Linked DNA regions of Mus musculus: all the other regions are linked to region 1. Evidence: chromatin loops called from intact Hi-C (ENCODE). Cell type or tissue: left cerebral cortex. All regions are shown on one strand. Each heading gives the region's core, and the rest is flanking DNA. Links, peaks and the distances in the headings are about the cores only. Region 1 holds the start of n-TTcgt4 (a tRNA gene). Region 2 holds the start of n-TRccg3 (a tRNA gene). Region 3 holds the start of n-TLcaa1 (a tRNA gene).

Evidence for each region. A loop is a pair of places that touch in the nucleus more often than their neighbours do. Peaks named below come from ENCODE experiments on the same cell type or tissue, not always from the same donor. Only the 100,000 strongest peaks of a DNase experiment are listed, where the experiment ranks them.
Region 2: it touches region 1 in a loop (2.6-fold over the local background); 11 of 42 quality-filtered maps call a loop at or near these places.
Region 3: it touches region 1 in a loop (9-fold over the local background); 10 of 42 quality-filtered maps call a loop at or near these places.

The regions. Positions count from the first base shown.
Region 1 is chr13:21,319,710-21,330,354 of GRCm38, forward strand. It overlaps n-TTcgt4 (a tRNA gene), which reads left to right and starts at 3,104; the gene lies at 3,104-3,177. n-TMcat13 (a tRNA gene) reads right to left here and starts at 7,080; the gene lies at 7,008-7,080. In left cerebral cortex, for the core only: CTCF peaks have their summits at 6,628 (motif pointing left) and 7,415 (motif pointing left); DNase peaks (open chromatin) are centred at 3,147, 3,535, 3,685, 3,929 and 6 more places; H3K4me3 peaks cover 2,793 bases.
Region 2 is chr13:21,209,931-21,220,575 of GRCm38, forward strand. Gm32420 (a long non-coding RNA gene) reads right to left here. Exons shown (of 3, transcript XR_382110.4): 3 at 4,288-5,975. It overlaps n-TRccg3 (a tRNA gene), which reads right to left and starts at 5,600; the gene lies at 5,528-5,600. In left cerebral cortex, for the core only: no CTCF peak of the experiment used is centred there; a DNase peak (open chromatin) is centred at 5,596; H3K4me3 peaks cover 542 bases.
Region 3 is chr13:21,193,271-21,203,915 of GRCm38, forward strand. It overlaps n-TLcaa1 (a tRNA gene), which reads left to right and starts at 6,934; the gene lies at 6,934-7,038. It overlaps Trim27 (tripartite motif-containing 27), which reads left to right. Exons shown (of 8, transcript NM_009054.3): 8 at 1-1,453. In left cerebral cortex, for the core only: a CTCF peak has its summit at 7,392; DNase peaks (open chromatin) are centred at 6,928 and 7,392; H3K4me3 peaks cover 1,831 bases; H3K27ac peaks cover 808 bases.

The sequences.
Region 1 (10,645 bases), core at 2,646-10,645:
AAGTGTTCTAGAATCTTCCTTGGTACTGCTTTTAGCACACATTGCTACTCAGATCTAAAGCACAGACCTATGTATGTAGCTCAGGCTAGCCTTGAGTTTCCAACTCTCCATTCCAGCATTCCAAGTAGCTAGGATTATAGGTACTGCAGTGAGGCTCAGGTCCCAGACTTTTAGAGCCAGACTCTCCATGCCTCCTATTCTGGTCATTTAGCTAAGCCTTATAAGCCAAAAGAAGACTTCTCGTGTCTAAAAGACTCCCCCCCCCCGCTCTCTCTCAAATTAATTCATACTTATTGTTAAAATCTGAAAGCACATAAACACAGAGCAAAAAGCAACAAAACCTGATCTTGATCAGAGGAGCCACAGTCCTACGGGAAGTACTGCTGGTAACGGTCAGCTGGGACTTTGATAGATTGTTTAGTAAGGGAAGTAGCTCTTCTGGTGTCTGTAGTTCTGGTCCTTGAGTGTCACAGGGTTACGTCTAGTGACAGGCTCTAGAGCTTGTCATAGCTCCAAGGATAGAGGACTATGGGGTTATGGCTCTGAGCCTGACAGTGTGGAGACTTCCTGCTCTCGGTGTTTAGGGTGGGGAGCTTCTTACTCTGGACTTGCTTGCTGACAGTCTGCACGTGGGAGCAATTGTGATCTTTGGTGTTTATCTGGAGCTGGTGGTGGTAGCAATGAGTACCAGCTACAGCTTCCAAGCCTTAGGTACTGGGGTCCCACAGCTAGTGTTACAGCTTTTGAGTTATGGGTGGTCAAGCCCCTTGGTTCTTGCAGCAGCTAATGTTACAACATCTGGGCCTAGGAATTTGAGACACTCAGGGGCTTGGAAGCTCCCTGAAACTCTTCAGCAATAGAGCCTGCACTCTCTCACCTTCGCACCCTCACAGCCCACATGCAGTGTGCCTGAAAATCTGGGAGGTCTCAATTCTGCTGCTAGTCTGAAAAATACAGATACAATGCCTCTGATCAGGAGAAATTAAACACCATTCTGAGGAACCTACTTAGTCTTAGCCTGTCTTAGTCAGGGTTTCTATTCCTGCACAAACATCATGACCAAGAAGCAAGTTGGGGAGGAAAGGGTTTATTCAGCTTACACTTCCACACTGCTGTTCATCACCAAAGGAAGTCAGGACTGGAACTCAAGCAGGTCAGGAAGCAGGAGCTGATGCAGAGGCCATGGAGGGATGTTACTTACTGGCTTGCTCAGCTTGCTCTCTTATAGAACACAAGACTACCAGACCAAGGATGGCACCACCCATAATGGGCCCTCCCCACTTGATCACTAATTGAGAAAATGCCTTACAGCTGGATCTCAGGGAGGCATTTCCTCACTTGAAGCTCCTTTCTCTGTGATAACTCCAGCTGGTGTCATGTTGACATAAAACCAGCTCATACACCTACATTACTTTGTTCTCCTGCCATGTGGCCAAATACAAAAGCAACTTAAGGGAGAAAGGGGTTTTCTTTGGTTCATGGTTGATCATGCTTCTGATAGCTTGGTGGTATTTCCCTGGCAGCAGAAGTGTGAGATAACTTCAGAGAGCTCAGCAGGACAGGCTGTACCTCATAAGGCCTGCCTTGCAGTGACCTACATCCTGAAGGTCCCACATCCTCCCCCAAAGCCACCATCAGCTGGGGTCCGCATGGACCTGTCATATCCAAACCTTAAGATCGCCAAAGCCAGGGGAAGCAAAAACAGACATTTCCTTGCTCTGTGAGATGTGAATGTAGGTTTTGGGTATGTGGTCAAATGATAACAATAATGGTAATATTGTAAAAAGTCTTTATAAAAGGAACAACCCTTTTTGTTTTCCATTTCTCTCCTCACCCAGTTCCTATGATTGATCTTAGTTCTCAAGGAAAATTAATGCGCAACACTGTTTAGAAAGGGCTAGGTGTGTCTTAGGCACTCCAGCTTGTTGCAGTATTCCAAATATTAATATTATCTCCTAGTTATCACCACCACAAGTATTACTGTTGGAGAAATTTCCCTAAGCCAAAAAGTCCCCACAACCTATCATGTAATCAGATAAACTGTGGTTACCCCACAAACAATCTAATGGGAAGTTAGCATCACTAAGAGTGTGGGTCACAAAATCTTTAATGAGGGTCCTTACTCAGAGAACCAGGTTCTGGGACAATAAACCCACTTAATCCCTGGAAATTCCCCATTTCCCTGTTGCATTTTGAAGCCTGTGGCAGAAAGTTCTGTTCTAGGGATTCTTTATTCAGACTTAAGGCAATCCTTCTGCCTCAGCCTTCCCAGTGTTGGCATTGCATGTATATACCACCTCAGAAGACAAAGGTCTCCCTACCCCTCACACCAGCCTTCTGCTGGGACTCTCCACGGCCTCCCCAGCCTAAAGCACCGTCAGTTTCCCGGCTGAAGCACAGCCCTCCACTTCTACTCTGAGGGAACCAAGCCATTCTAGCCTTCCGTGTCCAGGGTGTAGGCTCCAGCCTCCCCCAAATCCCTTCCCAGATTATCCGAGTGAGCACGTCTTTATGGTTCTTTGAATCAGCCTGAAGAGGTTCAAAGAGGTTATTACCCTGCAGATACCTGTAGCTGAAGATCGCCTTTACGCCTGACCAGTCGCCAGCAAATCTGGCAAGCGAGCGCGCTACATATAGCGGTTTACTTTTTATGCAACTCCTCAGCCAACGATTTGCATAGCACACAGGAGCTCACATACGGGCCGCACCTACACATTTATCTACTTTGCCGTAGTGGTCTTTGTCAGTTACTCCATAGCCAGATTTTTCTTCCTTAAATGCCCGTCCTTTAAAAAAAATAAAAATAAAAATAAATAAAAAATCTGACTCTGACTCTCGTGTGTGATGTCTTCAATCTGACCAGAGAAAACACGGGGCATCTTTTCTCAACCGCTTCTTCTCTGTAAAAAAAAAAAAAAAAAAAAAAAAAAAAAAAAACTAAACTAAAAAACAACAACAAAATCAAAAACATCTAAAAAACAAACAAACCAAAACCAGGCATCATTAGATAATGTAAACTAACTCCCCCCCACCCCCTTCCAGCCCCCACGGAGCAGAAATAAAGTGGGATAGATTCATCTCTCTTTCTCACCTGCCACAGCGTGGCTCCATGGCTTAGCTGGTTAAAGCGCCTGTCTCGTAAACAGGAGATCCTGGGTTCGACTCCCAGTGGGGCCTTCTGTTTTCACATCTTGCTAGTAGAAGCGCAATTGTTAAAGTTACTATATTTACAAAATTGTAACCTGATATGGTCCTCCCACTTTTTTAAAAACAACACAGTTTTTATGGAGATAAACCAGATTCAAAAACTGGCTAAAGAATAACTCACAGACCTCAATCACTTTTCATTAATTTACATTAAACTGTAGTAAGCTTTAGGGGCAGCCAAAATCTTAGATACGCATGATCGATCCAGACCCTAAACATCTCCAGCGCAATCAGCCACTGTGAAGGAAACTAGAACGTTTGGAGGGAGAGGCGGGGCGCTCCATCCAATCATTGCTTTCCTTTTTATGTTGTAGGAGAAGAGCCTCCGGGCTTCCACGTGCAGTTGACCACCAAATTACACCCCCAGTTCTATCTTTCACTTTGTGAAGAGGACATTAGGAAGAACACCCCAATTACCTCTTAAGGAAATGTTCAGAAAGCATTACAGATCATAGACGAGAAGCTAAAATTTCCTAGATCCAAGTATGTCTAGAGAAAAGGATATTGAGGCAGGGCGGAAAGAGCGCCTTGGAAAACTGTGACGAACATCCAAGCCAGCTGAGTCCACCGAGTGCTTTATAAAAGGTTCATGCCTCTTTTCGCATTGTCTCATCCACTAACTCAACCAACATTAACTGTTTGCCTTTTATGTGGTAGGTGTATTTCCAAAGAGGAACTATACCAGTGAACAGAGCTAACGGAAACTCTGGGGAGCCTTGCATGCCAGTGGAGGAGTGGCATATACACAAACATGAATATGTGCAGAGTGACTCTCAGCTACTGATGAAGTCTGGGGCAAAGGGATGAACTGAAGAAAGAATATGGGCTATATACCAGGTGGGGCAAGTACTGAGAGAGTATCCTGTCAAATAAAACCACTGGCAAGTGTTCTTAATTTTTTTTATACATTTATTTGTGTGTGTGTGCATACACGTGTGTGCAAGTATGTGGGTATATGGAGGTCAGAGGACAACTTGTGGGAGTCAATTCTCCCACCATGTGAGTTCTGGGGACAACTATATCATCAGGCTTGGTGGTGGGTGCTTGTACCCCTTAAGCTACCTCACTGGCCCTGTTTTTAATTCTTTTACCAAATGGAAGCAGTTGCAGTATTACCAGTATATCATGGTAAGTATCACAAGTAGCAATGTAAAATAATAAGAAATTGCCCTTAGTTGTGTCTGGATCTCACCTCTGGCCATTTTGTTGGGGACCCTGTTGAAGTAGGTACCAGTCTCCATTTTCTACCCTCAGCTGCTGCACACGATGGTTGAGGCACCACTGACAAATCATTTTAGCTCCATGGGCATGAGTTACAAGCTCACCAAGTAGAGTTGACTGGAGTGGGCAGATAAATGCACATAAAATATCTGAAATGGACATCTGACCCATAAATAAGTGGTTAATTAAGTTCAGTATGTGGTAAGATAATTGTTCTACTCTTTAAAATAATTATTTGTGCAAAAGGTCAGTGCCTCTCCCTACACATGCCTTTTTTTTTTTTTTTTGGACAGGGTTTCTCTGTGTAGCCCTGGCTGCCCTGGAACTCACTCTGTAGACCAGGCTGGTCTCAAACTCAGAGATCCACTTGTCTCTGCCTTCCTAGTGCTGGGATTAAAGTTGTATACCACCACTGCCTGGTTTGTCGCTTATTTTAGATGTATGAATGAACATTCTAAGCATGTTTTGATGTAAACACCCCTCCCCCCCAAAAAAGATAATTTAAGTCTTTAATCCCCTATATCTGGCATTAATGAGATTTTGTTTGGAAATAAACTCTTTCTTTGCATAAGTAGTCAACTTTTACTGTTGTCTTGTTTTATTCTGTTTTGTTGTGGGATAGGATTCCTTACAGCCCAGGCTGACTTTGAATCCCGATCCTGACGTCTTCATCTCCCAAACGCATCCTGCTTCACCTAGCAGGAAGAGTGAGCGCTGAGTTTTGATAATGATTTTACTGTGTTAAGGTGGGACACAGTCAGGTGCCTTGAGCTTTTGTGAATGTAAAGAGGAAGATTTAGATTCAGGGACAGTCCCTGTGAAGATGGAGGCAGACTGCAGAGACTTGTCACAGACAAGGAATGCCAAGTAGCTTGTGTCAAATAAGCACGATAGGAGGCCACTGTTTCAGATCAAGTTTCTCCAGGGCGTCCCCATAGAACAGGCACAAATAAAAACTAACATCTCCCTGCTGAAATGTGTCACTGAGGGAGGATTGGGGCTCAGAGTCAGAGAAACTAAATATACAAAGGCTTTATTTATTTATTTATTTATTTATTTATTTATTTAAATCATGAGCGGGACTAGCCAGGCTAGCTGTGTTTATTAGAGGCTGGTGACCACTCATTAGGAGTCTGTCCTCTCATGGAATACTGGGGATTGAGCTCTTACGCTTTTGATGGTTATGTGCCTGAGAACAGCCATTAAATTCTTCAGAGATGTATCTGTGCTGCGTTTCATAATCATAAGCTTGGTTTCTGTACAAGCTCACTAAATGGTTGTGACCTGTTGACTGTTGAGCAAAGATTTGTTTTTGTACACAGAGTGGAGGTATTGGTCAAAAGGCAGACGCCCTTATTCTGTCAAAAGATCATTGAAAGCTGTTGGTTATCCATCATCACTTGGACTCCTAAGCTTAATAAACCCTGTTGGTTTTGAGTGACTCGCACAATAACATTTGAAGCCTGACATACTGGCTCACTCATGCCTGTAATCTCAGCACTTGAGAGGCAGAGACAGGAGACTTATTGAAAGACAGCCTGAGTTACATAGAGCAACCCTAGCTTACCCCCCCAACCCCAAACAACCAATAATAACAACCTTTGTATTCTCCACTGCAATCAAAGACAGATAGTGTTCTGTTTTTTTAAGACCTGTATGTCTGTGCCCACATGTTGGTAGTGGAATATATCTAGTTGTTAGTTTGTCCTCCCAAAATGAAGCTATTGATCATCCAATAGTGGGTTATCGAGGTGGGTCTCTTCATTTGTTATAGAGTCACTGAATTGACAGCTGGTCCTCGGATGCCTTCAGAAACAACATTTCCTAGGGCATAATGTAGATGTTTCTTTGGACTTGTTATGGCTATTACTTTATTACTTTGGTTTCCTATAGCCCACAACTGTGGCAGTGAAATAAACAGAACTATATAGTAGGTCTATCCGTCTGGTTGAGACAAGCCTGTAACTTGTGGCTATCATTCCTAAGTTCCCCCAATGCAGGGATTACAGGCATGTAACACTATACCCTCTTTAATGGGATTTACTCTTAAATGTCTTAAATTTGAAAGAGCTATAAAACTCCTAGCAACTCGATCCAAGAGTGAAAGAAGTTTAACGATATTCTGAATCTGTTAATTCTCTGGTTAGCTACAGATAGAAGCCCTGTAAAGGGTTCTGTGATTTATTTTCTCAAACTACGCCACCTTCTGGTAGACATCTGAGTCTGCAATTCCTGGTCAATTGACCATGGATCAAACCCCAAGTGCCCAGAGACTTGAGGCTTATCCCAGCAGAGTTTGACCTCAGAACAAGATGCCACATCTGAACTGTTTAAAACCTCTAGATTTGTGTCATTTTCTAGAGGGTCACTAGGTAACTGACAGATTTATGATATTAGGCACAGTTTTAGCTTTGTGTAATGCATTGTGATAGGCATTTAAAAAAACGCCTTGTAAAGAGGTACTGAAGCAAAAGGAGAAAGATCTCAAAGGGCTACGGCCTCATTACACTCATGGTGTACGACAACTATCCTTTGATAAAATTATAGGTTTGAAACAATTTATCAGCCACTAAAACATCTGCCCTCTCTGAGGTTCGAACTCAGGACCTTCAGATTATGAGACTGACGCGCTGCCTACTGCGCTAAGAAGGCACTGAGTATTGAGCTTTGAGTAAAACTATTGATCCTAATTTTTTTCACATTTCTATAATCCTTTTGAAGTTAAATTGTTTTCTCCACCACCACCTTTCCTGTAACAGAAATCAAAAGAGCGGTGTGCCGTGTCCACCACGCCACCCCGAGCTGCAGGAGACCACCGACAGCTGCAATGTAACCCATTAAAAATCGTAAGTCCATTAAAACATTGACATCTTGTTTGCTCCTGTGCATCAAAGGCAGTTCGTGAGCGTGAACTTTTTAGAGGACAGCGGAGGCGGAAACCGCAGAAGCCGCAACCAGGATTGTTCCCTAACCGCAGGACCTGAGCGCCCTCTACCGGTTCAGGCTCCAAAACAGTAATAAAAATGAGATGGGATGGGAGGACGCACGGGGAAATAATTCGCGTAGTTTTCTTGTGTAAGTTACTTAAAAGCGCTGTAGTCCGCAGAATGACACAATACCTCACAATATCATCTAGGGCACTATCCACTGGTCACAAATAAGTTGTCAGGAAATACTAATAAGAGACACAAGTAAGGACATTGAACTTTGAGGTCAGTAGAAAACTCTCGTTTATACACATTTTCTAGAAATGAAATCCTTTGCATTTGGGGGTTTTGTTTTGAGAAAGGGTTTCACTCTGTAGCCCAACCTGTCCTGGATCTCAGTACGAAGCTCACATACTCTGGCTTCAGCCTCCCAAGTTCTGGAATTTAAGAAATAAAACTGTTATAAAAGGTTTTGGTACGTTTTATCATCTCTGCTTCACTGTGAGGAAAGTGCTAGAGAGCTTAACCCGGTTCCAATGGTGTATGGGTAGGAGGGGCACAGAGATGCGCGCGCTGCTCTTTGGAGAGTAGCCGAGTCCCACAACCTGTGGGAGCTGAGCACATCCATCCAAAAGCCTGGCTGCAAAGACCACAGCTGGAGCGTGAGATTTGAGGTTTGGAGAGAGAGCCCCCTGTTTTCTGAGGAAGGCAAAGCTTCCACTGAAGATATCTTTGAGTAGGCTGCAACAACCGTGAACAGGGTGTCAAAGCAGAAGGAGAAGCCTATTTGTAGACTATGGTGGTTGGGACATCTACAGAATAATTTATATTTAAAATGTTATAACGAAAAACAGTAAAACATACTTGTGTCTTTGACATCATTGCGGTCAGTACCAGGAATTTGCTTGTGAGGTAGTGTGTCTATGGGGGTCTAAGATACTGGATAGAGACTCTAGTTATTCGGGGATGTAACTGCAAATCACCCCTGCCAGTCTTACTATAAGCCTTGATGCACAGTGGCTTCTAACTTTAGGTCACCTTAAAGATATATACTTTTCTGCAACAAGAGTGTGAAAATGTTATTTCTAAATCTGTCCTTTTTGTGCCTTTAAAATCTTTGAAATGAAATAAGAGAAAGTTCCTAAGTTCTGCGTGGCGATGTTGCCTTTGCAATGAGCACTCATTCCTGCCCAACCCTTCTTGTGCACAGTTCTTTGGAGCAGCTATATGGCCAGAACACAGGGTTACAATCAATCTGTATCGCCTTTGCTCACACAGGCAGGCAAAAGCCTATTACTTTCCTGACATTTTACACTTTCCAGACCTGTTCTGCTTCCTTCGTCACTTCACATTGTTGCCATGATTCCCAGACCAAAAAGAGTTTCTTCCTTCTCTGTTGTGTCTCTGTGATGGTCAATTTTATGGAGCTATGTTAGTGTATATTACAGATGACAAATAAGAACTTATATTGTGTTGTGTAGCAATGTCCCATCCCAGACGAACCCTTATTAGGCCTCAGGACATTAAGGGGAGGCAAAACAATACACTGTTGTAAAGGGAGATACATATTACATACTGCTTTGAAGCCCATTAAACTTACAAAAGGAATAACTCAGTGACTTCAGGAAGTCCCTGAAACTGACCAGATTCACTAAATCCCTCGTTCTCCAAGCATACATATATAAGCTATAAGTACTTTCGAGAGATTCTGAGAGAAGCAGCGCTGTCTAGAAGAGTCTTAGATCAGCAGAGACACCTGGAAAAAAAGAAAAGAAAACAGAGATTAGCCAAGATGCCCGGAAGGTGCTCAGACTAGCTGAGCTGCCTGAGATAGTCTCTAATCTGTTGAGCTTTTTGTGAATTGTATAGCATGCTACTTACTGGTCCCCAGCTTTCCTGGACTGTCACCCATGCTGAGATGGGTTGTTGTGGTGTAGCCTCATAAGTAACACTTCACCTGTCTTCCTAGGGAAACTGAATAAAACTCATTGGTTCACCAAGTTGGACTTCAGGGCCATCCTTACCTTTATGTCCATTCCCTATCAAGTGAGAAGGCATTTGTTCATGCCTCTCTAGCAATAGCATCACACAATAATCCACATGGCAAGAGTATGTAATATTAGAGAACTTGTAAAAGTACAGTGCCTAAGTATGTTATGGTGATGACAACTTTCAATTCAGGGTTTACTAAAAGCCAAATATTTTTGTACACACACACACACACACACACACACACACACACACACACTTTATTGTTGCCAAGGGGATGCTGCTGAAGCAAAGGGACCAGAATGATCAAGGACGGAGTCTCTGGAGCACACGGAGGGAGTTCAGTCATGATCTATAGTCCAGCCTCCCTGTGAAGCAATGCTGATCTATCTCACCGTGGATCTATAGTCGAGCCTCCCTGTGAAATGATGCTGGTACTCAGCCCAGTTCTTAGGCTTTCTTTTCTTTTCTACAAAGCTGATGTTCATGTGATTGACAATTTTTTTCTGTCAGTTGGGATTTTTTTCCCCCTGAGACTCTTTAAATTCAATTCTTTCAAGTACAAATTAGAAATAGTTTTCCCACCCTTAGATTTTTTTCACTTTACTTATGCATTTTTTAGTGCATAGGAGTACATATGCCTTCAGCTCAGAGATCTACCTGCCTCATATATGTAATGAATTACATCAACTATTTTTACTTCTGATTTTTTAAGATAAAAATCAAAGTTATGGGGCCGAAGACAGCCGGCCACCGTCCGGACCAGAGGACAGGTGTCCGCCTGGCTTGGGAGGCGGCCTCAGCCTCAGCAGCAGCGGTCGCCATCTTGGTTCCAGGACTCAGCAGAACTTAGGAATTTAGTCTGAACAGGTTAGAGGGTGCGCCAGAGAATCAGACATCTTCTGGGACGGGCGGAAGCACAGAGCCGCTGAGGCAGCACCCTTGGCGGGCCGCAGACAGCCGGCCACCGTCCGGACCAGAGGACAGGTGTCCACCTGGCTTGGGAGGCGGCCTCAGCCTCAGCAGCAGCGGTCGCCATCTTGGTTCCAGGACTCCCTGGAACTTAGGAATTTAGTCTGCTCAGGTGAGAGTCTGCACCACAGAAGCTGACAGCTTCTGGGAACTGCCAAAGCAACACAGCTTCTGAGAGAGGCCCTGTTTTGGGCCTTCTTCTTCGACCAGGAGGAGGTCCAAAAACAAGATATCTGCGCACCTTCCCTGTAAGAGAGCTTGCCAGCAGAGAGTGCTCTGAGCACTGAAACTCAGAGGAGAGAATCTGTCTCCCAGGTCTGCTGAGAGAC
Region 2 (10,645 bases), core at 1,554-9,553, 110 kb before region 1:
CAGCACTGTGGTATCCAGAGACAGGCAACTTTCCTCATGCACAGACCAACCTAAGATACGGGGTCCAGTGGCAATAGGGTTACCCTATAATGGGTAAGGCTGTGACGTTAGAGGAACGACCTAAAACAGGAGCCGCTGCGGATGGAAATAATTGCACAGGCCTAGTCCAGCCTCATTTTATTAAAACAAAAAGGGGGAGATGTGGGAAGCCACATATGCCGTTGCAGGGTGGCGCTGGCTACTGTTGGCCACCACGCATACATAGGCAGTAAAGTTTTTTGCCAAGATGAGGTTTTGAGAATTAACCAATCAGATGAGAGACAAGTTAACCAATCAGATGAGAGAGAAGTTAACCAATCAGATGTAGGCATGCAAATGAGGTGGTAAGCATAACCCATGCATAACCAATCCGGGTGTGAGGCACGCCTCTCCTAGGCCTATATAAGCAGCACCAGTTCTGGGCTTGAGGGGGGTCTCTTCACCTCTGCAATCAAGCTCTCCCAATAAATGTGTGCAGAAGGATCCTGTTGCAGTGTCGTTCTTGCTGGCCAGTCCGGCGCGCAAGAGACTCTTTGTTCAGGGAGTTGTCTATATTGTATCTTATAGACTTTCTTTGCATTTAAACTGAAAGTATAACGTAAAAACAAAATTCTAGGCCTTTAGGCCCAGGCTTGGGAATGTGACCTCTGTGACTTAATGCTCCAAGGTATGCTAATCATAAAATAGGTAGCAACATTCCTCTACCCACCCGCTTCCTGGGTTCAAAAAGTGTTCACTCAAAGAATGTGCTACTGTTAGGGGCTCTTAGAAACTGTCTTGAGAGATAGCCTGAACAATTACCAGGTATTCCTTGTGACTCTTGTGACTTTGCACTTCCTTGTGGCTCTTAACTGGTATCTTTGGTATTTTCCAACAATGCCCTCCCCACTTCCTTGAGTTGTGGTTTCTTCCTTTAAATACCCCCTTACCCAGCTACTCGGGGCACCACGGTCCTCTACCCCTGTGTGGTGTATGACCGTGGGCCCGAGAGCGCTCTTGAATAAAAGTCCTCTTGCAGTTTGCAGCAAGACCGTTTCTTGTGAGTGATTTGGGGTGTCGCCTCTCCTGAGTCAGAACGTGGGGGAGTCCTCACGTTGTGGGTCTTTCAAAGCCAGTCTGAAAATCATCATTTCATAGCATTTATTTATTTATTTATTTATTTATTTATTTATTTATTTATCTATTTGCTCCAGTTTCTAATACGGCAGTTTCTTAAGTTGTTTCCTAGTTAGGATGCACTTGCTGTCTGGGTTTCTGTCATCTTTACAAGTGATAGTTTCCTACTTTGCACATCTAAAAGAGCATCAAGGGAAATGCCTCAGCAGAAAGGGTTTAAAGCATTCCTTGTGGATCTCACTCAGAAGACCACAAAGCCAAGCCAAACTACAGCTCCACCACTCTTAAGTTCCAGAGGAACCTATGGGATTTGTGGTCCTAAAGGTGGAGAAAGATGTATTTGGAAACAGGAAATCAGCATCATAGGAAAAATTCCATACTGGGGAGACTGTTTCCTAGTTCTGACATTAAGGTGCACCGGGGCATCGAGAGGTGCCCAGAACTCTTCCACACTGACAGTAGGACTCACTGCAAGGAGCTGGTCCTGCAGCTGCTGGGGCAGTTCCTGCTCAGGACCTTCAGGCCTGAGTATTCATTCTTCCGCTGGTTCTGATGATGTAAAAGATGAAGGTTCCTGTGGATTCAGTCCCTTGTGGGTTAGATGGCCAACTTCTTGCTGTGTCCTCACATGGTGTAGAAGAGAGACCTCTCTCCTGTCTAATGGAATGCGTTGATCCCACCATGGATCCGCTACTCCCGCAGCTTCTCTTAACACAGCTTTCTTAAAGGTCTTATCATCTCTAATTGCCATGTTAGAGTAGTGGCCCCTGGGAAGTAGAGACAGGCAGATCTTTGCTCAAGTCAGTTTAAGGTTACATCATGAGATCTGACCACAAAACGATCATAACTTCAATTTCCAGGGCTATGGGTGCGTCTTAAGGAGGTGCCACCTACAACCCCTGTTCCAGGGGATTTGACACCCACTTTTGGCCATGGTGGGCACCAAGCACACAGGGAGTGTACATATACACATGCAGGCAAAATATTCACATATATGAAATAAAGCTAAAATCTTTTAAAAAGCAGTAAGTACAATTGTGTATTTGTATTTGGCAGATACTGCTATTGCTATTGAATGCCAGTAATGAACATAGCAGACAAAACTCTGCTTTCGTGGAGTTTTGGCAGGGGGGCGGGGATATAGTAGATGATGAGAGAAGGGAGTCTGTGGCTACTATCGAGTGGGCTGAGATCTGAGGTTGGAGAATTGGCAGGTTGTTTAGGAAGGATTCCTGGCTTCACCACCTTCACCACCTGCACCCCACCCAGACTGCAAATTCAGCATCTGGAACACAGATCTCGATGGGACGTGGAAGCAGCCCCCAGAGGGAAAAAATTACGCTATTTCTTTCCATTTCCTTCTGTTCATAATCTCCTCCTCTCTTCTAGCCACGATCTTCTCTAACCCAGCAGTTGTAAGACTTTTAAGCATACATGATAATCCTGGGATGGAACCAAAATTCACACTACCGAAAAAATTCAGATTCTAGAGCTCTAATGTAAGGCTGTCCTAGTTAGGGTTTCTATTGCTGTGATAAACACCATTACCAAAAACAACTAGAGAGGACAACTATTTCAGCTCCAGTTGTAGGCATCATGACGGGAAGGCAAGGCAAGGAATTGAAACAGAGGCCAGGGAGGAATGCCATATACTGCATTCTTTCCCATGCCTCGCCCAGCCTGTTCAGTTGTGGCACTGCCCACAGTGGGCTAGACCCTTCCACTGCAGTCATTAATCTAGACTTGCCTGCCTATGCTTCCTGAGTGCTGCGATGTCGGGATTAAAGGCATGTATCACTATGCCTGGCCATATTTATTATTATTATAGATATGGCCTCTTAATAGCATAGAGTGTTACCGTTCGTGAATCTAGAAAAATCTTCAATAAATTTAGTGCTTATTTGTGTTCCCCCATTGGAGTTTTATAGTTTCATGCATACAGATATTACACATTTTGTTAGATTTGTACTTAACGAGAGATGTTTGGAAAAAATATTCAACATCACTAGCCATCAAGGAAGCACAAGTCAAATCCAAATGATAGTGAGTGTGGTGGTCCACATCTGTAACCCGACTGCAAAAAGACTACCACAAGATTTTCAGGCTAGCCAAAGTTTTAAGACCCGATCCTGTTTCAAAAACAACAAAAAAAGAAAGGACAAAAAGAAGAGCAAAGTCTACAGTAAAATATCACTTCACCTCAGTAAGAATGTCTGCGATTGAAATGACCAGTGCTTACAAGTGCTGTCGAGGACCCAGGGAGAAGAGAGCCATACCATTGACGGGCATGCAAACGAGCATTGTATGCAAATGAGCATTGTGGAGAACAGTGTGGAGTCCCCTCAAGAAAAAGGAGCTCAGTGGGTGGCCGTGGGCCTGTCCCTTGTCCACCTGTTCATGAGACTGCATCAGGAAAATCAAATGACATCTGGAGTTTGAGATCATCTTGGGCAACATAGCGAGAGCCATTTCAAAAACTACATTAAACTGAAATTAGACTCAGCAATCCTCTAGCTGCGTAAATTTCAAAGGAAATGAAATCAGGATGTTGAAGAGATTGCAGCATTTGGCTACAGTAATTCATGGCAGCACCAAGTGACGAGTGGGTGAAGAAAATGTGATAGATAGACATCACAGAATATTGTCCAGTCATAAAAAGACTTTGGTCTTTGTCATTTACAACAATATGGATAGGAGAAGACCTCCACTCCTTCATCTTCTCTTCCTCTTTCTCCTCCTCCTCCTCCTCTTCCTCCTTATTTACCAGTGCTGACAGGAAAACCCAAGGCCTTGCAATGTAGTAGACAAGCTATGTCTCTAGCCAGTACCATTCTATTAAGTGAAATAAGGCAGACATAGATAAGTACCATATGATTTCACCCATGCGTTGAATATAAAATATTGAATCTTGGAAATTGGCAACAGAATAGTGGTTCCTGAGTCTGGGACAATCTAGAAGATGCAAGGATGAGAAGAGTGGCCCAGTAAGCACGAAGGTGTGTTAGATCCAAGTGCAGTGGTCTAGCAGTCTGCTGACTATAGGATAGCTATAGATGAGGAATTATAATATTATTCAGAATAAAGAAGTTTGAAGTCTTCACCATAAATAAATGACCAACGATTGAAGACACAGAACGTTTAAACTCATTTAATCATTACACAATGTAAAACTGACATGTTGGTTTATGCATGTAGTCCAAGAACTTGGGAGGCCAATTGGCCTACAAAATAAGACCCTATCTCAAAAAAAAAAAAAAGAAAGAAAGAAAGAAAGAAAGGAAGGAAGGAAGGAAGGAAGGAAGGAAGAGAAAAAGAAAACAAAGAAAGAAAGAAAGAAAGAAAGAAAGAAAGAAAGAAAGAAAGAAAGAAAGAAAGAAAAAGAAAGAAAGAGAAAGAAACGAAACAGAAAAAGTATATATGAATTTGGTGCATGCCTTTAATTTCAGCCCAGAGGAGGCAGAGGTAAGTAGATTTCTATGAGTTTGAGGTCTACCTACTGAGTTCCAGGATATCCTGAGGCCCTTTGGCAGCTCAATGAACTAGGTTAGCTCCTTCTTACAGAAGATTACAAACATTTTAATCTTTCATTCCCAACCTTCTCAGGTTGGTTTTGTTTGTTTGTTTCTCTGTGTAGCCCTGGCTGTCCTGGAACTCACTTTGTAGACCAGGCCTGCCTCTGCCTCCCAAGTGCTGGGATTAAAGGGGTGCGCCACCATCACCCGGCCCTCAATGGGTTTTTTGTTTTCTTTTTAATTGCTGTGGTCACAGGAAAGGAGATCCTTGAGAGTGTTTTTAAATTAAAATATAATTACATCTATTTTCCTTTCTCTCTCCTCCCTCCAAATCTTCCCATGTACTCCTCCACTCAGCCCTGGACAAATTCATAGCCTCCGTTTCTTTAATTTTTCACACACTCGCACGCTTCTAAATACATAAATTACAAGCTGCTCAGTCCAAAGAATGATACTTTTATGCATATTATTTCAGGGCTAACCACTAGACATTGGATAACCAATTGGGGTCATTTCCCCAAGGAAGACTATTTCTCCTGCCCTCCGCATTCCTTAGTTGACTGTAGTTCTTTGTCCAAAGTTACGGACTGGTGAGATGTCTTCCTTCTGTGTTAGCAAGTAATTTAGAGTCCTTATTCAGGTCTTATTTAGGAAACCCTGGGCTAATTTTGCCTTTTTGTTTGTGTAGTATACAGTACTCCCCACCCCCACCCCCACTCCTCAACTACACAGTTAAACAAGGGTTCTTTAAGCACGAGCCAGCAGTCATGCCATAGTACAATACCTACACGAAGGAAAATACATTTCACATTTCCAGAAAGTGAGTACACCAATTAAGCAAGAAAAATGTAAAAGCACACCGACCACGAAGGGACTCGAACCCTCAATCTTCTGATCCGGAATCAGACGCCTTATCCATTAGGCCACGCGGCCAAGTGGTAGGGAGGGGTGAATACGTAAGAGTCAAATGAAATGTGACCAGATATGGGCAGGGCTTCACTATAGAGATAACAAAAATTCAGCTTAACATAAAAGTTCCTAATTTGGAATCAAAATTTACAAAGACTTCGAAAAAGTAGGTTCGGGAAGCTGTAAGCAGATAGGTAGCTCAATGATCCTTCGTGTGAACGCTGCTAAATTTTCTGTGACCCGACAACCACAGGGATGTCCAGCCAGAACTCAGGGGACCTTGTGCTGCAGAGGAGGGAGGGAGGTGAGAATGTTTGGAGGGTGGAAATCAGAAAGGATCCGCACGCAGCCGGCGAGCTTTAAAGAAAGCTTGTGTGAACTTGCGAAGTTGGCATAAGACTGGAAAAAAACAAACAAACAAACAAACAAACAAACAACCAGTAAACTTGCAAAGTGAGTTTAGGAAGGATGGAGAAAATGAAATCAGAGGTGGAGGCAAGGGAGCCAAGAGTTCACAGTCATCCTTAAATACCAAGAGTTCAGGGCGCTTCTGGGTTATAGGTGATACTACCCCACCCCCCACCCCCCACCCCCACAAAGCAAAACAGCAATGTAAAAAACAAAGAGCGTTCTATCTTCAGATTCAAACGATTTCAAGTTACCACCTCTTTAGCTGCAGTCCTAAGTCTGTGGATTCAACACACTGCTCAGGCATGAATTTATTTTGATCTAAGGGGCTTCCTGAGTTTGTATTTTAACTTGGATATTTTAACGGACAGTTGGTTGACTCCGCTGATAACCAACCCACAGACGTCTGAAAGCCTCCTATAACTAGACATTGGAAAATTCAGGACACACTCCACTTGTGCTGAGTCCAGGAAACATACAATGGATGCCTTCCTCATTTATTATTTTGCAACTAACATCAATTTACGTTAAATAAATATGAATGAATGAATGAATGAATGAATGAATGAATAAAAGACAAAGTCCCAATGTGTAACTCATGCGAGGTTATAGCGTCAATCCTCCTGCTTCTGCCTCCTAATTGAGGGTACAGATATTATCATCCTCTGCTTTCAAAGGTGCTTTTGAAGACATCCATTATTTGTGGGTGGTCACTTTAATTTCTTCCTTTGGAGAAAACTGGTATTTGGTAGAATGTGTAAACACACAACTAAATACTCTATGATTAGGTTTATGTTAACTCAGTATAGGCTAGAGCCATCTGAGAGAAGAGAACCTCTCATTTTTCTCTTAACCCCCATTAATTACCAGTTGATGGGAGAGTGCCCAGCCCAAGTGGTTGGTGCCATTCCCTAGGCTGGTGTTTATAAGAAAGCCCGGTGAGCAAGAGAGGAAGAACAAGCCAGCAAGCAGCACTTGTGCCCACCCTCTATCAGTTCCTACCTCCAGGTTTCTGCCCTGTCTTAGTTCCTGTCCTCACTTCCTTTAGTGATGGACTACAGTGTGGAAGTGTAAGGCAAATAAGCCCTTTCCTCCCAGAGCTGCTTGCTCATGGTGTTTCATCACAGCAATGGGCAGACCAACTATCCAGAGTTTCTCAAGATAGGGGAGGTTTATGAAATATTGGCCCTTTATAGAGTAGCCAAGTTTGATCAGAAAACAAAGTCTAATAATTCCCTCCTTTATTAACATATTTAATTTTTTAAAAAAATATAGCCAACATATGCTAACTTTCTGAAGTCTCTTGTAACAGTAGATTGTTGATAAATGAATTATTTGGTGAGGGCAATTCCAATGAGACTCTGACAAGCTTCTAAGGGTTTATGTGTTTTACATATATGGGTGCTTTGTCTGCATGTCTGCCTGCACACCAGAAAGGGGCATCGGATCCCATGATAGACAGTTGTGAGCCTCCATGTGAATGCTGGGAATTGAACTCAGGACCTGAGTCCTCTCTCCAGCCCCCAGCTAAGACTCTAGATGAGCCCCTTAACAGAAGGAATTATCATCCCACCTGCCTTTTTAGCATGGCTTTCGGTAAGTCCTTCTTGCTAGGGGTAATTCTTTAGCCAGGTGATTGACTGGATCCACCCAGGCATCAGATTCCACGCTTGTGGCCAGGTATTTTTTTCTCAACAGGACTTTACTGATATTTTTACATTCTTCCTTCTGAAGGGGTAACCCTAGGAACCAGAGGAAAAATCAGAATCCCAAAAACACTTCCAGCATCTTTAGCTTCTGGCAAGCAGGAGGCTGCCAAGTTGAGCAAGAACACTGATGGCTTTTAGCCAAGAGGGAAACTGGTTACATTTCTTTGGGGTTTTTGTATCCTAGACTGCCTAGGTTATTTTGACATCTTCTTTACCATCCCTGCTTCTGAACTAAAGGCTGCAATGAAATTGGGATGACTACAGATCTGCCTTCCTCCAACAGACACAGGGAGTGTTACATATGGTGGTTAGGGAGCCCACCCCATCAGTGAGCCTGCCTAAAACACCTCAAAAGCTCATTGGTAACAGGCAAGTTGGGAAGGAAAGGAAGTCCTTGGCTGGTACCTAAAGAAAGATATGAGGAAGGAAAACAACAACAACAACAACAACAAAAAACAAACAAACAAAAACAAAAGAATTAACATTAACAAACCCTATATAGAGAGCCATGACATGACATGAGAAGCCATGACAGAGGGTATCTTTAAATATTAGAATCAAAGTTTATTAAAATCTCTGAATGGGCTCACAAGAGCGACTCCTCATTTCCCTTTGGCCTTCAAGACTGATCTCCAGAGTGAAAAAACTGAGCAGCAGTTTTAGGCACTTAGCTGTTAAAGTGGCTAGAATCACAGTGATGACCCTCCCAAATGACTCTAGATAGGGAGAGAATAAATTTAGCCATCATTTAATTTTTAGGTTCAAACAATTAAGACTCTATCTCTCTTGGCTGCAGGTAGGTACTGCAGTGAGCCAAGTATGGATTCTTTTCGAGACAGGGTTTCTCTGTGTAGCCCTAGCTGTCCTGGAACTCTGTAGACCAGGCTGGCCTCAAACTCAGAAATCCACCTGCCTCTGCCTCCCAAGTGCTGGGATTAAAGGCATGCGCCACCACGCCTGGCTCCAAGTGTGGATTCTTATGTCTGGGCTGAAGTTTTCTTATCAAGAACAATATCACTAATGAGAAATAGCTGTCTACAGCTTTAGGTCTAAAGTCTAGGGAGTAGGATCAACCCCTTGGACTGCTAAGGAAACATACCAATCATTTTTATCTTTGGTTACACTTTCCTGCTGGTTGTTTAAGAACATTCAGGTGACCAAAATTAATTAACATTTTCTTTTGTACTTGAAGGTCATTTGGTTTTTACAGGAACCTCTGGCTCCTTTAGACATACTTTTTGATCTTTAAGCCAGTCCTTGTTCCATCTGTGTGAGGATAAATCAAAGCTCTCACTTGGCTATGGCTTTGATTTGATGCATTGAAGAAAAGTATTGGCCTTCTTCTTTGTGTGACTTCCCTGAACAAGATAATAGGTAACTCTCTACAGTTTCAAAACACTTCTAGAAATGGCCTACAGTTCTCTGGGACGTAGTTGCCCTTGGAGGGCAACCTACTGTCCCTTTTATAATCTTTCTACCCATATCAAGTATAGTCCTCCAAGTGTGGTTATTGAACACACAGAAAGTCATTTACACCAGTCGGGTACTTTTAACTACTATGTAACATTTAGATAGTTCTCAGGCAAGAATCAAATACTTTTAAATAAATTTTAATTAGGCATACTTTTTGTCCTTTAAGCCAGTCCTTGTAATTATGAAGATCAGACCAATAACTCTATTTTTTAAATTTGTTTTGTTTTTGTTTTTGCAGACAGGATTTCTCTGTGTATCTCTGGCTGTTCTGGAACTCACTATGTAGACTAGGTTGGCATCACCCAGATATCTGCCTCCCAAGTGCTGCGATTAATGGTGTGTACCACCATCGCCCAGGTTTCATATATACCTTTTAAATTCCTTATATAACTTCCTTAGTGGCCTTGTATGGCATTTCTTAGGACTAAGGTCTAAGGTGTTGAGTTTTAAACCAGGGACAAGTGGCTTAGGTGCCAGTGGACCTGGCCTCCTAGTTCTCACGTCCAGTTCAGATAATACTGAGCATCCTCCAGTCCCTACCTGGAACAGGATATGTCTGGCATAACCTGCCCTCTACCCTGAACTCTCCAGCCCAAGAGCTGGGCTACCCTTGCCACTGAGACTCTTTCCTGTAGAATCCACATACCAGAACAGTCACGCCCTTTCCTCCCCCTGAAGCTGGTTGGGAACCTCTGGACCAGCCAGAAGAGTTGGTTGCCCCCTGCCTTGGGATCTTCCTTCCTTCCCTTCCTTCCCTTTCTTCCTTCCTTTCTTCCTTCTTCCTCTTTCTTTCCCTTCCTTCCCTCCCTTCTTCCTTCCTTTCCTTCTCTCCCCTTACTTTCTTCCTTCCCCCATTCCTTGCCTTCCTTCTTTCTTCCTCTTTCTTTCTTTCCCTTCCTTCCCTCCCCTTCCTTTCTTTCTTCCTTCCCTCCCTTTCTTTCTTCTTCTTTCCTTCCCTTCCTTCTTTCTTTCCTTTCTTCCTTCCTTCCCTTGCTTCCCTTTCCTCCTTCCCTTTTTCTTTCCCTTCCTTCCCTTCTTTCTTCCTCTCCTTTCTTCCTTCCTTTGCTTCCTTTTCTTTCTTTCCCTTCCTCTCATTTCTTCCTTCCCTCCTTTCTTTCTTCTTCTTTCCTTCCTTTCCTTCCCTTCCTTCTTTCCTCCTCCCTTCCTTCCCTCTCTTTCTTCTTCTTTCCTTTCCTTCCTTCCTTCTTTCTCTCCTTTCTTCCTTCCTTCCCTTGCTTTCCTTTCTTTCCATTCCTTCCCTCCCTTCTTTCTTCCTTCCCTTGCTTCCCTTTCTTTATTTCCTTCCTTTCCTCCCTTCTTCCTTCCCTCCCTCCCTTCTTTCTTCCTCTCCTTTCTTCCTTTCTTCCCTCCTTTTTTCCCTCCTTCCCTTGCTTCCCTTCCCTCTGAAATTCTGGAAAATAATTCTTTTGGTGCCTCACAAAGAAACACATGGGGAAAACAAAAGCAATTCAGAAGGGC
Region 3 (10,645 bases), core at 2,646-10,645, 130 kb before region 1:
GAATAACAAGACACCAATACCACTGACGTGAAACTTGTTTTTCTACAACAGTCAATGCTGGTTACCTGGGGCTAAAGAATCAACTAATTAACAGAAGGCCGGCACTATTGAGGTGAAATCTAGGAAGTATTTCCTCAGGGTCAGCACACAAAAGTAGTGGTCCAGAGAGGGCCAAGACTGCATCTTGGGCCTGGTCTATTTAAAAAGTCTCCAGTAAGCAGTGGTCCTCTGGTAATCCTTCAGTTCCTGCCTCCTGGTTCCAGCCCTGAGCGCCTGCCCTGGTATCTATCACTCAGTGATAGGCTGTAATATGGAAGTGTAATCCAAATAAACCCTTTCCTCCCCAGGGTGCTTTTTTGGTCAGTATTTTACCATAACAGTAGAGAGCAAACTGAGACATTTCTGGACCATGTCTCCTTTTTAAGAACTCAGGATGGATAACAAGACTGTTGAAATGACACACACACCCTTCTCATTTTTCTTTCATGAAATGGTACCTCTACTCTGTTTTGTTTTTTTGTTTTTGGTTTTTTCGAGACAGGGTTTCTCTGTGTAGCCTTGGCTGTCCTGGAACTCACTTTGTAGACCAGGCTGGCCTCGAACTCAGAAATCCGCCTGCCTCTGCCTCCCGAGTGCTGGGATTAAAGGCGTGTGCCACCACGCCCGGCTTTTTTGTTTTGTTTTGTTTTTTTGTTTTTGGGATACCTCTACTCTGATTGTATCCATAAATATGGCCTAGTTTTGGTTACAGTTATTTTACATTAATGGTGAAAAATGACTCTGCCTATGTAGTGACATAAAATTTAACTGGTGTCTCTGCCTAGGTGACTTTCTAATGGCTTTGCTCCCTTCATTCTGTTGAAAGGTCTCTCTTGGTGCTAGGTGCATATATCTAAGATAATCCTTGGAGTGTTTGTGAGCTAGAGGTGTTTAGGTAGTAGTGACTGTATCCTTTTGGGATCAGCTGTACCATTAGAGGCCTTTGGAGGGAGAAGCTATAATCACTTTGAGCAAGCCCTACCATGGTTCTTAGCCCTGCTTCCTTTTGGGTACATGCCTTGCTGTGTTTACCACCTAAAAGTGAGGTGGACTAACGTCTCATTTGCAATAGCCAACTTTATTTAGTGTTGGACAATTTATACTCTTGGGGATTTAAGAAGGTTTACATTGAGTGAACTGTACAATCTCAAGGACAAGTCACATGTGCCAAGAAACACTTTTTTCCATACAGGCACATAAATGGATAACAATAACCAGTTGTAATTAATAATCTCTAAACTTGCTCCTATCTGATACACCTGGGAAGAATGTGGAAACTCATTCTAAGTCCATGATTTTGAAGAAACTGAGGTTACAAGACTGGTCTTTTTTTTCTTGGGGTTTTCTCACAAGCACTCGATTCCTCTTGCATGACTCCTTCCCAACACTAAAAATAAAGTGAATATGTTTGTGTATATTGCTGTTATTTTTTGGGCCTTGGGTGAGAAGTGGTGGTAGAGGCTATTGATTTTTCTAGTTTGGAAAAACAGTATTTTATATTATGGATTATTGCGTCTAAAATCTCTGACATAATAGCTTCCTTCCAAGTGGTTGATACAGCTGGTTCCTCAGTGCCCTGTCAGTTTCTAGTGCTGAGACGCTACTGTCTTACACATGGCCTGGAGCCGTCCTGTTGGCTGATCCTCTAATTTCACTGTGAGAATGTTCCAGGCCTCTGTGGTTTATTATTACTAGTGTTGTGCGGTTTTTGTTCTTGAGACAGAATCTCTTGGAACCTACACTGGCCTCAGACCTGGTGTGATCTTCCTGACTGGGTCCTTTGGGTGCTGGGATTACAGGGAGAAGCCACGTGCTCAGCTGAGTGTTTTTAAATTGTCTCTGAAAGAATGCAGCCCTGAGTGGAATAGACTGGAGGGCTCAAAACATGATTCCCAACAAAACAACGAGCCCAGGTTTGTGGATGATGTCACCATGTCCTGCAGAAAATGAGGTGTTCTTGGGTTACCCAGGTCACTCAAGGATGAATTAAGGCCTTGCTGGCAGCAGGGAGTATGGACTGAATCTTTGAACAGCCACACTAAAGTATATTTATTTGTTGTTCATGAAAGTTGTTTTTTGGGTAAAACAAATTCCTCATTCCAAGGGTCCCAATCGAATCCATATAGCTGATGGAATGTATCACGCCTCTGCAGGTTTAGTCCCTATTGTACACTGTTTGCAGTACTCAACAATGCAAGACATTCTACGTGTTCCACGACTCGTGACCAAAGTCATTGCAAAAGCTGTAAAGCTCCTTCAGAAAAACAACTCTGCAGATAACAGAAAACATCACTGTTTTCTACAGTGATTTATCTTCAAGGTCAGAGTACACCTGGAAAACAACCCTTCTAATGTTTGCCCTAGATAATGATTCTCGACTCCATTGCAGTGAGGCTGAGAAAACTCTCAGGAGTGTATGTCTAAGCTACTGCACAAGTCCTCAGAATACTAGATTGTTTAGCTACATGCACATTTTAATATACTCAGTCCTAGTCTAGCATTGGGCTTCCGTGGCTGAAGTCCATTAGTAGATGTGTCCTAATGAATGAATTCTGTCCCAACTCTTCAACCCAGGTGGCTTCCACAAGGCTGGCTTATCGTCTACAGATGTATAAATGCTTAGACTACTACACATGTATTTGAAACACTGACACCGAAGTTGTCCTCTGACCTCTGCACACAGCACCATGGTTTGTGAGGCAGAAGATGTGCATGTGCACACAAATACATTTAAAGGTGAAACTTAATGCTGAGTGAAAAAAATACCAGTTACGTTTATGAACAAAAGGATCACCATTACCTGAGTGTGTGGGAAGATGACCAAGAGGAAGCAGCCAAGAGGTGATGTTTGTGTTTAATGGTGGGTTCATGAATAAGATTCAACTGTAAAAAGTCCTATTTGAATGGGATAAACAGCCCTCGAACTGAGCTGGAGAGATGGTGCAGCAGTTAAGAACTCATACAGAAGACTGGTTTAATTCTCAGTATTCCAGTCTGAGGGCATCTGATGCTATTTTATGACCTTCACAGAAACCAGGCACAGATATACATACATATAGGCAAAACCTTCACATATATTTAAAATAAAATCTAAGTGACTCTGAAGCTAGTTCTAAGTCATTCATCTGCATCTATAGGAAGGTGAGCAGCCCTAGCTGTTGTAGGACTCACGGAGATCCAACTGCCTCTGCCTCCTAAGTGCTAGGATTGAAGGCATGCAGCCATAAACTTGCTTTTCACTTACTGGATCAGAATGTGAGCTATAAACGCGGATATGAGGATCACTAAGGTTCTTTAGGCTCCTGGTGGTGGTAACTGGGCAGTCAGTTACCGCTGAGCCATCTCTCCAGCCCAGTTCTTTCTTTGGTTGCTGCAGGAAATCATCTCCACATGCCCTGGGCTGCACCTTTGTTCCTGGTACAGCACCTATAAGAGATACTCAGATGATAAAGGGAAACTAAACATGGGACAGACCTTGCTCCAAATACATTTAGAATAGAGGATATGCATGATAATTTCCAACCATTTAAAAGCAGTATGAAATTAAGGACAAAGAGCTGCCAAATGGCTAATGAAAGTTGTTACTACCTTTAATCTGAAGTCCAGACCAACAGAAAAGTTACCTCCCCTCCAATAAAAACCTTTTGTACCTAAGTGGCTCCTAGGGTGTCAAAAATGCTGCTGCCTCTTTTTCAGTGAAAGACAATGACTCCTTGACTCATATATGTAATTAGCCAGTTTTGGGCGCTTCAGCTGAACCTGACTGCTAGGAAAACACAAGATAACATAGCTTCTGTCCTTGGAGAAGTTAAGGTCAACGGTAAGGGATAAGTGAGTGTGTCTGAAGAATTGGGGATAAATGAAACATCATTGCAGGTGGCCGTTGTTTACAGTAAGCAGTGGAAGCTGAAAGTCAAGGTTGAGGTCAACGCTTCTCCTGTATATCCTTTCTGTACCCTTCCACCCTCCTACTATACTCTACCAACCCCAGAACTGTAATCATGCAAAGCAAGGCCTCATCACTGAGCTAAAACATAGACTATTGTACTCTTTTTCTTGAGGCCATGAGACTGATATCCACAGCTCAGTCCAGGAATAAACTGCTGTGATTGTGTTACTGAACTCTCGTCCTTGGCCTATCCCTCCTTTTCCTCCTGTATGAGGTCTCTGAAAAATAATGAGAAATCACAAACTGGTGGAACTATTGCTGAGAAATTGACTCTACTGGGTTAGATTCAAGGTGTGTGAACACAGTGACAATATTGTCCTGCTTTAGTTTAACTTACAGTTTCTGTGGTTAAAAACAAAAACAAAAACAAAAACAAAACTGACAAAAGCAACTTAGGGGAGAAAGAATTCATTCTCACTCAATTCTCAGTTCCAGACCATCAGAGCAGGAGAGTCTGGCAGGAACTTGAAGCAGCTAGTCACATGCACAGCCAAGAGCAGAGAAAATGCACGCATGCATGCCAGTGCTCTGCTGGCTCTCGCCTATTTACTCAGTCCACGGCATAGACCATGAACAGATGCTGACCACATTTTAAAGGATGGATCGCCCCACTTCAGCCCAATCAAAATTTCTCAGTAGGCCTGGGGAGATGACCCAGTACCCTCACTTCAGCTCATAGCCACATAACTTCTGTTCAAGGGAATCCAGTGCCCTTGGGCACCAGCATACATGACACATAGATATTCGTGGAGGCAAAACCCCATACACATAATGAAAAGTTCTTTACAGCCAATCCCATTCAAACCATTCCTTAGAGAATCCTTCATCCTGGGTGATTCTACATTTGGTTAAGTTGACAAAACCAAACATCCTATGTTCTGTATTACTTCTCCTTTTTCTGCATTGAAGTGCAAATTTACTCAGATCTACCTGCTGTACTTAGAGTCTGAAATATAGTAGGGTATATAAAGGTATACACATCGGCTGCTTTCAGAGAAACCCTGTCTCAAAAAACAAAAACCAAAAACAACAGAAACAAAGCTTAGAAGGTAATTTACTGAAGAAGTATAAAAATCCAATGTAAATGCTAAGATTTATAAATCTATTTAAAAGTCCAGTTTTACCTGTTAAATTATTTTGGTTTCGGCTACACAGAGAAACCCTGTCTCAAAAAACCAAAAAAAAAAAAAAAAATTGGTTTCTGTTTTTTGTGTGATTTCTATTTTTTTAAACAATAATCTCTAAGTTTCTTCTAGCATCCTTTCTTGGACAAGTTTAGACTAGATGAATTTTTTTTGGTTAGGCAGTTAGTCAGTATCATTTAAAAATCAATAAACTTTGATCTGGTGATTTCCTTTCTAAAAATGTAAGGCAGTTGAATACTGTCTCATTTGTTCATTTGCTTTCCTGATACTGTGACAACGCATGGCCAGGAATGTGGCAGTAGGTAGTGACTACAGCAGTAACTAGGAGCTTATGCCTTTGTCTGCAATTCGGGGCTGGGGGGTGGGGTGGGGGAAGAGAGAGAACACGGACTTTTGAAACTTTCAACTTACCCCCCCCCCCCACCAGTAACACACCTGTTCCAACAAGGCCACATCTGCTAACTGTTCCCAAACAATTTGAGCAACTGAGGACCAAGCATTCAAACATAAGAGCCTATAGGGGGAATCCAGGGCCAACTGACAAGGTACCTTCAGTTACAAAAATTTGTGCAAAAGACTATTTGACTACTTAGAACAATGGTTCTCAACTTCCTAATGCTGTGACCCTTTAACGCAGTTCGTCATGTTATGGTGACTCCCAACCATAAAATTATTTTCATTGCTACTTCATAACTAACTCTTCTACTGTTATGAATCATAATGTAAATATTTTTGGAGATAGAGGGTTTCTAAAGGGATTGAGAGCCACAGGTTGAGAACCACTGACTTAAAATGTGTGTGTGTTTGCACTGTGTTACTTTGGAAAGCAAATGGATAATGTGGGCCCCACAATGGACCGTTTAGGGAGTTTGTTTGTTTGTTTTTGCAAGGATTAGTGTAATTATGGGAAATGTTGGCAGTAGTTATAGCTAAGAGGTGAGACTGCGGGCAATTTTCAGTTTTTACTTTTTTCTATTTTCTGTGATTCATATGGAGTTTGCAATTAGGAAAAACAATTATAAGAAGTACCTTAATTATAATCATTAATTATAATGATGCCTTGTTGAGTGTCACTTCCTGTATAACGTTCTTCCCAAGGGCAGCAGCTTATGAAAGAAAATACAACAGATCTTGTATGTTGAAGAGAGAGGCTCGTTATTCACTTATACTCTCGAATTTTTCCTAATCATTTAAAATAGATTATGAAAAAAAGAGTTCGGAAAGCTAAGAAAAGGCATACTAACCCAAAACTATTCTTTTCGCACAAAGACAACGACAATCTTTGCGGGGGGGGGGGGGGGGGAGGTCCTTGTGCTAATAAAAAAAATATAAAATTCTATCAGTACAAAGTTGATTAAAATTTGCAAATAGGTATGCCTACTCTCTAAACTTAGCCCCAGATACACCAGAGTTTAAATACTGAACATTCACTGCTCTGCCCTGAGTGGCATTTGGCCGTCAAATGTCGCTTTCGTACAGCGTCCCTGACCTCTAGAGTGAATTCTGAGGGCCAAAGACACGAAGCGGCAAAGAATAGGGCTGCTGACCCTGTTTTCCATCTTTCTTCATAATCTTGGCGAACCAGACAGATGGAGAGCACAGACGCTCTGTCTTCAAAACATTTACATCCAGTTTTATACATGGACATTTCCTCCCTTCTTTTCCTCGGTCAAATATTCTTCCATTTTACTCCACAGGAAACTTTTGTCAGCGTTTCCAACAAATCTTGAGAATGCTGCTGCAGCTAGGGTGCTGGGGCAATCTCTATATCAGGAATATATGTGCGGCACTTTCTCGTGTGTCAGGATGGCCGAGTGGTCTAAGGCGCCAGACTCAAGCTTAGCTTCCCTGTCTGGGGATTCTGGTCTCCGTATGGAGGCGTGGGTTCGAATCCCACTTCTGACACAGTACTCTTTTTCTTTTTTTTTTTTTCTTTCTCACCTCAGTATCGAAAAATACATATCGACTTGATCACATAGTTAAGAAATATCGAACCACATATTCTTAAAAATTGATTTTGAAAACGTTCTAATAGGAGCACCCGACACTAACAGTAGAAGCGGAAGCGCGGCTATGGTTTTGAGGACGGGAGAGTGGCTTTGCGGTACTGTCTGCCCGCTGCGGGAGACGACTGCGGACCGCGAAAAAACTGATCCTGGAGGTCTGGTCACCGAATATCACCTACACCGCCGCGGTTGGCCACGCGCCTAGCCCACGAGTGCCGCAACCCTGAAGCACTGCGATCTCCACAGCGCCTCCTTGCGGGCCACGGGATAAATAATCATTTCACCGCCTTAGTCCAAACTCCTCCTTCCAGGCCAAACAGAATCCGTGCTAACAGCTTGCCCTGTTTTAGGCAAGGCTCTCTTACGAGCGCACCTGTCATCAACAACTCGATAGGTTTTGTTGTTGGTTTGGTTTGGTTTCATACTATTCTCTGATATGTTTTCACTCAATATTTGTTGGATCGTAAGTTGAACATTGATTTCGTTTTTCCTCATATAGGCGTTATGCTGTTAATCAGTAGAATGAATACACCCTGTTTTGTCGCTGTTACAGAACGTTCAATAAAAATAGAAAATTTCTGGAAATTCGTTCCATTTGCCCTACAAAAATTCTTACTATTTTCTTCCTTCATTCTGTCTTTTCTTCCCTCTCTCCCTCCTTTCTTTTTTCCTCCCCACCTTTCCCTCCCAACCTTATTGACTTTGGAATCCTGTATGGTCTCATTCTTTGCCTCCAAAAAGCTAATTTTTTTTTTCTTCAGAAAAAGAAGCAGATCATGTAAAAGAAAGATCTTGAATTCCTTTCAGAATCCCTTCTTGAGTACACGGTTTCTTTTCTAGTTCCTATGTGTGGATTTATTCTATTTTTCTTGTGTACTCATATTTCTAGAACAGGACCCGATTACCTTCAGAAGAGCTTCCCCAATGTTTGTGGGATAACTAGCCCCACCCCCAACCTCCCACTTTTGAGAAGTGAAGTATTTTTCAGGTGGTGGAGCGGAGGTGGAGGGTGATGCCTGTTTTTAAATCTTTTCTTCAGATGTTCTCCCAAACGCTACAACTTCCCAACGTTACTTAGCTCCTAGATTAAACAAACAACAAAAACTTTGTCAGAATTTATTTCTTAGCAATTCACAAGCTCAGTTTGTTAGCTGAAGTATTCAAAGTAATTCTGATTTTCCTTTCTAAATGAAAAATGCATCCCTTGCTTTAAAGATAATACAAGATAATCTATTTTGAGCCAAATATGAGTGACCAGGGCTCAGGAACATGGATTCAGGTTATGCAAAAAAGTGAATTTTTACTTATAGGACATAGAAAGTAATAAACGAAGGCATTTGCCAATTTTTCCTGGTGGAGACACTAGGAAGTCCGCTTAAAACAAAGCAGGGAAATCTGCTCTGGGTTTCAGGTGCTGTCTGGCAGTGGTCTTAGCTTCTCGGTCTATGGATGCTAAGGGTCTACTAGAAGAATGATCCAAAGGAATTACCTGATAGGCGGTTGTGGGGGGGGGGGTGAGGGTGGGGGAATGAATGGAACTAAAAATTGAATCAGATAACTTGGCTCTGGATCTGGAATATTTTAACTCCACCCATGTAAAGCTCTAACCATCCATTCAGCCTGGGTCAGCAAAGGTCACTGAGGGGATAGAACTGTCAAGGTGAGGCCCAGTACTGGGTTGGACAAATGGATGGATGGATGGATGGATGGATGGATGGACAAAAGGACAGAACACAGAGTAGCTGTGTAAAGCAATGAGGAGTGTATTTTATGATATTTGTACTGGGCTGAAGCTCCAGGGACAGCTGGGAGTTCTTGATCTTTCAGTTCCTTCATGCACATACCTAGTAGTTCAATGAAGGTGGGTGGGGTTGTCACCATCACAGTGTTATATGTCCCTCCCTTTATGGGGTCTAGGAGAGGGTCCCTTTGTTGGTTCCCAACACCCACATGTGGCTCACAACCAGTTCTGGGAGATCCAATGCCTTCTTCTGGCTTCTACAGGCACTGCACACACATAGTGCAAATACATACATGCAGGCAAAATACACACATAAAAGAAAAATAAGTGCTTCTTAAACACAGGCACATACTGGTGACTGGGCAAGGTAGGACACACCTTTAATCTCGAACGCTGGAGGCAATCAAATGGTGTCTGTTGGCTCAAGGCCAGCTTGATCTACATAGGGAGTCATACATTAGTTAGGTATACATAGAGAAATTGTCTAAAAACAAGAACACAAACACCACCAACCAAACATCGATGGCAACATCAGGTAAGTAGATTGCTACAGGACAGGAAATATTTAGTTATCTAAGGCTATCAGTTGACATTCTTAGCCTTTGGGTTGGTGGGTGTGTGTTAATAGAAGCTAGAGGTTCAACTTGCATATTGCACAAAAGATATCTAATATACATAAGGATGTTAACACGTGTAAGTAGACAATAGATGGGTATTTAAAAGTATAAAGATAACCCAAGATAATTTGGCTGCCGATCCTCAATCTTCCAGCTCTTCATAGCCCCAATTAGCCTTGGCAGAATTTTAATACTGGTGCCTTGTTTTTGTTCGCAACACAAAGACGTCTACAAATGTCTTCAAACGTCACAAAAACGTTTGTGACGCTGTTAGAAAGATACCAAGACGCTGGTAAGTTTCTGAAAGCTGTCAAGAGAAAAAAAAAAAAAAAAAACAAAAAAAAAAAACCTCTGGAGCCCTGGTGCAGGAAGCTAAAGTGAGGAGAATCACTAGGACCTCCAGCATGCTAAAGAGGATCCAGAAGTCTTGCCTTTGTCGTGTAAATCGACCCCAAGATCGCTGTATCCCGTCGGGAGGAAATTAATTTTTACTCCTTCTTTCGGAGCTGAAAACCGGGAATGCTGTCTGGTTTGACGAGTGAGGCGAGGTGGGCTTGAGCTTCCGCCTTTGTGTGCCCGCGAGGCAGACTCTGCACAGCCGAACTCATCTCAACCCTGACCTGGACCAGACTTGGTCCCTGCCATTTCTCTAGGTCCCGGAAGAGAATGTGTCACAGAAAAGAACTATAAGCAAGATTCCCTCTCCACTCTCCCCCTCCCCCGCCCCAAGTTAACTCGGACACACTTTATTTGGCTTTTTCTTGTCAACCTGTTGCAATACTGTTACGTGCTGCACGTGGTGGCTGACACCTGGGAAGTTTAGGGACAGTTCCTCCTGAGTTCTAGGCCAACCTGGCCACTTTGTCTTCATACTTTTCTCTTTTCCCCTAATGTTTGTAAAACCACTTCCAGACATTCTGGGTGTGTGTATGGGAGAAAGGACAGACTATGTTAATAGGAAAGTTGTTATATAAACAAGGTGAGATCAAGTTTTTGTTTGTTTGTTTGTTTGTTGTTAGGGATAGACAGAAGTGAAATTTCCTGCACAAGTGATGGATGTGACATAGAGAAGAGTACTTAATTCTTTTGAAATAGGGAAGGCAAGAAAGACTCTTGTGGGAAGCCACATGTGCCGTTGCAGGGTGGCG